2 separate regions of the Mus musculus genome follow, and region 2 is linked to region 1. The links are chromatin loops, found by intact Hi-C in ENCODE. Cell type or tissue: left cerebral cortex. All regions are shown on one strand.

Region 1 (4,000 bases):
AGGAGAAGCTAAAATAGTCTACCTGTTCCCCCCAGGCTGCCTTGGCGAACCAGAGCCAAAGAGATAGTCTTCTGAAATAATATGACAAGATCCAGCTTTGAAAGACAAATAAAATAGTGATATGGCATAGGCACTTATTTAATTAGTTTATTCAACAAATTTACTAATGCCCACCATAAAATATACCTTTTATACTATTATCCATATGCCTACATATACTGTAAAATATTTTAACATGTCCAAAAATACTGTCCAAGGATACATCCATTACTGTATGTAAAGATCTATACACATCTTTAAGATAACTTAGCCATTAAGTTAGTATAAGAATCTGCTATAGTGACTATCTGCTAGGAAATGCAGAATGTTTGCGAAGTCAATGGAGCACTCTGGGCTCAATACAAAAAGGAAAGAATTCCCCATTCTTATCCCTCATAACAATCTGACCCCCAAAATTAGCAAGGCTGGGCTGCAGTGGGGTATGATTATAGAAGGAAGCAGCTGCCTCGCTTAGCAATAAAGTAACAAACCCTACTCACAATTGGGTTTCAGGGAAACTTTAAAGAGCAAAAATCCACTCATTATGGAGCTCATCAACCAACAGGTGACTTTCAGGGTCAAACTCGTACTCATTTCCAAGCCGAATCGGAATCCCGGTTTTCTTTTCTATTTTTATAAGGTCCTACAATGCCATAACGAATGAATCCCAACCAATTTCTTCTCAGGGGCTTACCATAAAAATGCCAAATATTCACACTATTTTAGGGCGTTTTCCCATACCATTGCATGGAACACAGTAGAATTAATAAGGATCCCACAGTCAGGACTTTTCAAATGCAAATGCCTTGCCATCTAGAAAATGCAGCCCCTTTTAACATTCCCCCATCCCAGTGTCTAAACAGCTCCGTATCAGCACTCTGTCTGTTTCCTCGAAAATCAAAATTCCCGAATTACTTTCAGACACCATCTCAACTCACCACCTCCAACAACCTACATACAGATTTTAAATGACCCTAGCCTTGTACTTGGGTGTTTGATTTCTTAGGCTCCCAGCCCCCATTTCATATACAACATCCTAAGCAGTTCTGCGAAAAGGGGCAAACAACGTAAGAATCGCTGGAGCTGAACTCCATCAATAAGGCCTTGGATTGGTCATTTGCACGCTTCAGATAACGTCTTTCCTAGGTGTTAAGATGTGGCCTGGGCTACACATCTCCATCCGGTCCCTTCACGTTCTAGGAGCCTGGAAGCCAGAGTGCTGACTCTGGCCAGGGTTCCCTGCCTGGGAGACATCGCTCTGGATGAGAGGGGACAAGAAGTGATGGGCACAAGGAGGGGAGGGGACCCTGCACTTGCAACCGCTTTCCGCATGAGCGTGGGACAAACTTGAAGCCACCCTTGCTAACAATGGGAGAGCGCACTCGGTTTTTCCGGGCTCAAACTTGGCAGGAGCCGCCGGGATGGGATTTACCTTTCTCCCTGCTTAGTGTTGGAAGGAGGAGGGTGCAGGACCGTCTGGTTCCCTTCCATCTCCACCACGCACTTGGTGTTCAGTTCCAGCTCTGAAAGCACAGGGGCAGGGTGATGTTGCAAAGTGGAGCATCCGCGGCCGCAGCCGGCGCGCGTGGCTCAGTCCGGGCAGGCAGGGAGACGGCGCCCCGGGCACATAGTGGCCGCGGCCAGAGCCTGGGCGCCGCCTCCACCCGGGGCCACGCCGGGCCACACCGGTGTCCCCGATCCCCGGCCGCCCTGCAGTTTGCAAAGTTGCCCCCCGCCCTCGGCCGGAGCAGAAATGCAAAAGGAGCTGGGGAGAGCGGCTCACCTCTTCGGTTCATGGGCCGGACCCGGACGGCAACTTTTACCTTCGTATCCGACATGTTGGCGGCGCGCTGCTCCGCCCGACGCGGCCCCTTCAAGCGCCGCGCCGCCGCCGCCGCCGCAGCAGCAGCCGCGCGCCCCCCGAGCGCGGCCGCCGCCGCTCCGCCGAGAGCTCCGAGACGCAGCGCCGAGGCGCGCGGGCCATCCCGGGGGAGCGCGACGCGGGGCACGGCCGGGCCCGGGGAGGGGCGGGCGCGGGGCGGGGCGCGGCAGCGGGAGGAGGCCGCGGGCCCAAGCGCCGCTCTAGCCGCTCGGGCCGGGCCGAGCGCGCAGCACCGCGGCCCCTCGCGGCCGCCGGGAGCCGGGCAGCGTCGCCATCTTCCGCTCCGGGGGCCGCGCCCGGGCTGTAAGGCCGCTGCAGACCGGGAAGGGGCGCTTTACAAAGGCGAGCGTCTCCGGCCTCAGGGCAGCCGGGACACGGGAAGGGACGCTCTGCAAAGGCGTTCGGGCTCCGGGCTGCTGGGCCTGGAGAAGGAGCCCCTGGCTTCCCCTGTTCCTGAGCCTGCGGGGGACGTCACAGACACCTCCTGGAGCTCGAGTCACCTTCAGGGGCCGCTGTCACCCTCACAGCCGGGGCCCTGGGGCGGTCTGGGGGGCATTGGAGAGGGTGCCGGGTGCGCAGGCCTAATCCACGCTATCCTTCCGCCTCCACTGACATCCACAGCGCACCGCCCCTCGGCGCCCCACACCGAGCTTTGCCGCGGTGTTGGAAGCTCTTTGTGGGGAGCCAAGGCTAGACATGAATTTGCAATGGACCACCAAAACCGTGTGTTTGTAAATACGGCGCTCATTTTCTTTCCCTTGCGCCCTTGTAATGGGAGGGATCTAGATGGCCGGGAGGGTTCATTAACTCTTACGTAAGAAAGGCACAGCAGCGCGATCCGCGCTTTTGCCAAAGCCAGACCTCCCAGCCTGGGCGGAACCGAAGGAAGCGGATTTGCTCTGTTTGGTTCAACAAGTGCTTGAGGGCGGCGCTTCCGTGGTGCCAAGGCGTTTTTGAAAAGTGCTCCAAGTCTTAACAGTTTGGATCCGGTGGGGAATCTCACTATGGCATGAAGGTCCAAATTCACTCATTCACGAACTGCTTTATGGGGAGTTTTATGGGGTGCTTACTGCGTGCCGTACTGTAGAGACCACACACAAGCAGGAACAACTTCGCTGGCTCTGGTCTCCAGAAGCCACACTGAGGGAGGAGAGATACTTATTATGGTAAACCACGTGTAGCAGGTGGTCTAAATAGGAGGGATTCCGTCTGTCACCAACTGGTGCCCCGTGATGCGACTGACTTGCACATGCGGTCTACCGCTGTACCACTGAGTCACACCTCCGGCTCCCAGGAAGCCTGACTTGAAGCAGTGCTTCCGCTGCTGTTCCTTAGTCTCTCTCACCTTGATTCTGGCGACCAACGAACTCAGGTCACCTCGGAGGGTCATACAGCAGTCTGCCTCCTGGGTTCCTAGTGCTACCCGCCTTCTCTGTCCCTCCATTCATTCCGCTCTTCAAATATTTCTCTCTCTCTCTCTCTCTCTCTCTCTCTCTCACACACACACACACACACACACACACACACACACACACACACACACGACACGACAGACAGTTTTGTAGGCTCTTGGCTAGAGGCCCCGAGCTATTTCTTCCACAGGATTCACAGGCCCCTGAGGCTCGATTCTCACCTTTGGATTACTGAGACATCCTCTTACTAAATTCCCTAGCTTTACTTCCTATATATACTCTTTCCTGTATCCAACAGCCAGGAAATTAAAATTCTATTCTTTGATTATGTATGTTCTTGTATTTTTTTTAAATCCCTCTGGCTGGCTCTATTGAATATTACCTCTTATTCTCAAAATTTGTCTGCTTCTTCCAGAGCTCTTTAATAAGCAAGGTGTCTTCCCTATGCTAAATTGTTGTTCTGGCACTTTCCAACAGTTGCAATTTTAGAATGTTGGGTATTTTAAAAAGATACATCCAGGGCTGGAGAGATGGCTCAGCAGTTAAGAGCAATGGACGCCGCTCTTACAGAGGACCTGGGTTCAATTTCCAGCACCTACATGCCAGGCATCTCACGGAACCAGTTCATAATCGTCTGTAACTCCTGGTCCTAAAGATTCTATATCCT
Region 2 (4,000 bases), 110 kb after region 1:
CTTTTCCACAGAGGGGGAAAAACACTCGCAGTCCACTCTGGCCTTTAAGAAATGTATCCAAATGCTTCTTCAACAGCCTGGGGAAGAGAACAAAGTTACCACAATGCTTGCTTTAACTAGCCCAGAATCACAGGAAAGGGGAGAGGAGAATTTATGACACTCTGAACTTTTGCATTCATTATCTCAGTACTCTCAACATTGTAACAAGCAGGTAATGTTAATTATTACAACCTCCGGGTTACACTCAAAGAAACAGGTTAGCTAAGTTACTTGCTTCACTACGCAGTTACTTAGTATTACATATGACTAGCAACCTGGAGTTTTCATGACTGGAAAGTAAAAACTGCTTATGTTGCCTTGAGAAATACATTTGGAAAAGTCTACATTTATATTTATATTCTTATTTTTGTTGTTACGTGAAAGTGATGTTAAGAAGAGGGGTCTCTAAATTTATGTATTTTCAAAATATCAGAGAATATTCTCTCAATAAACTTAACTTTTTCCTTAATTTTAGTTAAGTTAATTTATGGTGTGTGTGTATATGTCTATGTGTACATCTATCATACACATGTATGATGTTCCCATGTCATAGCACATGTCTGGAGGTCAGAGGACAGCTTTCAAGAGTCAGTTCTCACTTTCCTTCATGTGGTGTTTAGGGACAGAACCCAGGCTGTAGGGGTATGTGGCAAGTGCCTATATCTGCTGAGGCAGCCTGTGGGAGCTCACCCTTGCTTGCCCTTGCTTTAGAACATAAGGAGACAGAAAGTTAGATGTTGTTTCAGTATCTGCTGCATGTATAAGCACCTGTGACCAACGTGAACAAAGTGAGGGTGAGCTTTAAGAAGAAGATATATTTCATATATCTGTAAATCAGATTATTGCACACTGAGAGAAATCAAAGTATGATGTGCTATGGGTGCTTTGTGATTCCCTAACGATATGAGATGACAGTGTGTCTGAAAAGAAATGCAATAATGTATTTGTGTGTTACTTTTATTTCAAAGTCAGTTTCTTTTTTCTTCTTTCCTCTCTCTCTCCCTGGAGCTTAGCACTGGCCTCAAACTCACTTATGCAGCTTCAATTTCTAATGCTTTTGTTTCCATCTCTCAAACGCTGATATTACATGCATATGCCACTGCGCCCAGTTTTGTTCAGTGTTGCAGAACAAACCAAGACCTTCCTTCATGCTAAGGTCTCTCTACCCACCAAGGTACACACCCGCTAGAGTCAGTTTCTGATTAAAGCATTTCTCTGCCAGAGACCAAACATGTCTTACTGATGCCCTTGCTCCTGATGGAATGAGATGTGACGGGTCACCCACTTCTCTTTCCAGTCTTCCAGGGTTAGTACTTGGTTCTTTTGTACCTCAGCATCAGGGTGCTCTTTCATATCAAGGGACATGGTACCATCCACGGGTTGTAGACAATTTTTGTCTCTGAGGTTGGTGTCTCCAGTGCCTAAGTGGAAAGACATCTACAATGATGTCATTCAGGAACATTGTGATTCTATTAATGAACGCTACAAAACCCTCTACCTAGGGCAATAGCTTTAAAAACACATATCAGCATTAAAGACAGGAGAGTCGTCACATGCCCCCAGTACTTGGGAGATAGAGGCAAGAGGGTTATTGCAAATTCCAGGCCGACATGATCTATATAGTAGATTCCAGGCCATCCAGGGCTACGTAGCAGGACTCTCTCAAAAACAAATAAGATATGAATGGCAGCATGCCTTCAATCCCAGCAGTAGTTAAGAGTACTTGTTGTTCTTGAAAAGAACCCAGTGCAATTCCCAGAAACCACAAGGTGTCTCGTGGCTGTCTGTAACCCCGTTGCAGTGGATCCAATACAGGCAAGACATTCGTTCATATAAGGAAAAAAAAAAAAAAACTAAAAAAAAATTCCACAGTTCCAACCTGCCCTTTAAATCATTGGTGATCATATGTCTTGAATCTGTGAACCAGCAAACATGTCACAAAGGCAGTAATGTAAGGAAATGTCCTGTTGTTGCATGATTTAGCTTCTGTGCTTAGGATTAAAGAAGGACCATCCCCATCAACTCTGGGAACGGAAATGCACTTCACAGCCAAGTATTTGCTAACAAAAGGCTTTTCCCTGATGCTCATGTCAGGGGGCAGAGTCCAGCATTCTGAGAGGTCGGAGGGAAGTATGGGATTATTGTGGATACAGAAAAGCAAGAGAATCGCTCTCCTCCCATCTCCACTCTCTATCAGAAGCTGTGATGCCCAAAGGTGCCCTACAGAAACAAGGGCTCTCCTGAACACAGAAGAAAGATCTTTAGCCCACCCAGCTCTACCTCACCGAAGCTGGGGCTGTTAAACACAACCACTTAGCTGTTGTAACAGCGCCTCAGAGTGGTGCTCACTGATCATTTTTTGAGAAAAAAAAAAATTCTAAAAACAATAAAGGTGCAAAGTACAAGGTTGAGAAAAGACAGATCCGCAATAACTCCCACTAACAAACGTTTACGTCCAATATGCCTACCTAAAAAACATCTTTTTCTGCCTAGGATTTTTTTTTTTCATTTTTAACAGAGGGTCTATCTAGAACTCACTATATAGTACAGGCTGACCTCTAGCTCGCCCTGATCCTCCTGCCTCAGCTTCCTCGTACACAACAATGCTTGGGTTCTGCTTTAGTTTTATTTTTGAATTTCATTAAACTGAAAAGCTAACTTCACTGAAGTCCACAAATCTCCAGGATGGCTCAGTATTTTACACGTGGACATTGTTATCTGAAACACACCACTAAGCAAGGGGCTACTTAATACATCGGACTCAAAGCATTTCTAGTCTGATCATTTATTCCCAGTTTTTGCTGCGGTTATCGGAACCCCTTTTCGGGACTCAAGTAGCTGGGTCATCCATGCTTTTCGGGAGCCCCATTCTGAAAAAACGCTGTAACAGGCTCACACAGTCTTAGCAGATGACCGCCTTTACTACCGGTTGAGAACTTACTTACCTTGGCTGCAGCTAGCTGCTTACCTCTCAGACACTAGCCCGCCTTTGTAAGCCGGGAGCTGTGCAAGGACTCACAGGCCCCGCCCCAGGGGCGAAGGCCCCGCCCAATGTGGTCTGATCCCACCCCGGAAAAGATTATCCAGGCTCCGGTCCTATAGGCCCTGCCCGGGGCGTGAGAACTCTGCCCAGGACACGCAGGCTCCGCCCAGCGTGCAGACCACGCCCAGGGCGCGCAGGCCCCTCCCAGGACCCTGTGACCCCACCCAGGCCGCCCAGGCCCCACCTTCAAACCTAAGCCCCGCCCCGAAGCAAGGTCTCCGCCCAGAACGCGTAGGGCCCCGCCCTTAGCAGCTGCCGAGATTGCGCAGTGGCGGAAATCATCGGGGCGGGGCGAGCGCCGGGACCCTCCTGCTCCCTGGGCCTGTGCGCTCCTCCCACTCCGGGTCACGGCGTGATAGGGGCGGAAGCGGCGGCGGCCGAGCTGCTGCAGCTGGCAGTGCGGATCAGGCCGTCCGGTGCAGCCCGGTGCAGCCCAGGGCAGCATTCGCCCCCTGGCCAGCGCTCTGAGGTAGGGACTCGAGCCTCACGCGGGCGCGCTTGGGGGTGGCGGCGGGCTTCGGGTGACAGCTCCGCACAAAGCGGCCGGCTGTGTGTTGAGCCTGGTCTGGAGGCGCGCGCGTTCCCCGGGGCTCCCCGGCGTCCCGCGTTTGGAAGGGGTGGCGTGGGGGACCCTGTGCAAGCCGGGGCTTCCCGCGCTGGGCTGCGGGGTTGCGGCGCCGCGGGCTTTCCCACTCGTCGCTCTCTTGGAACCCTGCAGGGAGCTGCTTGCGCCTCGGCCGGGCGGAGGTGAGTTGGGCGGCGGCTGCACCTGGCACTCTGGCGCCGGCACCAGCTGCGGACCGGGTGGACAGGACCCCAGTCTGGATTTCCACTCTGGGCTATGGGAACCCCGCAGCCTGGAGGAGGGGTCTTACTCTGGGATTCCACCCAGCGCTGTAGGGAACCCATCTACATGGA

Evidence for each region. Peaks named below come from ENCODE experiments on the same cell type or tissue, not always from the same donor. Only the 100,000 strongest peaks of a DNase experiment are listed, where the experiment ranks them.
Region 2: it touches region 1 in a loop (8-fold over the local background); 1 of 42 quality-filtered maps calls a loop at or near these places.

The regions. Positions count from the first base shown.
Region 1 is chr13:46,927,745-46,931,744 of GRCm38, forward strand. It overlaps Kif13a (kinesin family member 13A), which reads right to left and starts at 1,974. Exons shown (of 38, transcript NM_010617.2): 1 at 1,823-1,974; 2 at 1,472-1,562. The coding sequence starts at 1,877. In left cerebral cortex, CTCF peaks have their summits at 1,432 and 2,242; DNase peaks (open chromatin) are centred at 1,572, 2,779, 3,142 and 3,483; H3K4me3 peaks cover 2,450 bases; H3K27ac peaks cover 1,856 bases.
Region 2 is chr13:47,040,120-47,044,119 of GRCm38, forward strand. It overlaps Tpmt (thiopurine methyltransferase), which reads right to left and starts at 3,098. Exons shown (of 9, transcript NM_016785.2): 1 at 2,985-3,098; 2 at 1,280-1,460; 3 at 1-77. The coding sequence starts at 1,404. It overlaps Kdm1b (lysine (K)-specific demethylase 1B), which reads left to right and starts at 3,380. Exons shown (of 21, transcript NM_172262.3): 1 at 3,380-3,551. In left cerebral cortex, a CTCF peak has its summit at 2,402; a DNase peak (open chromatin) is centred at 3,252; H3K4me3 peaks cover 1,532 bases; H3K27ac peaks cover 789 bases.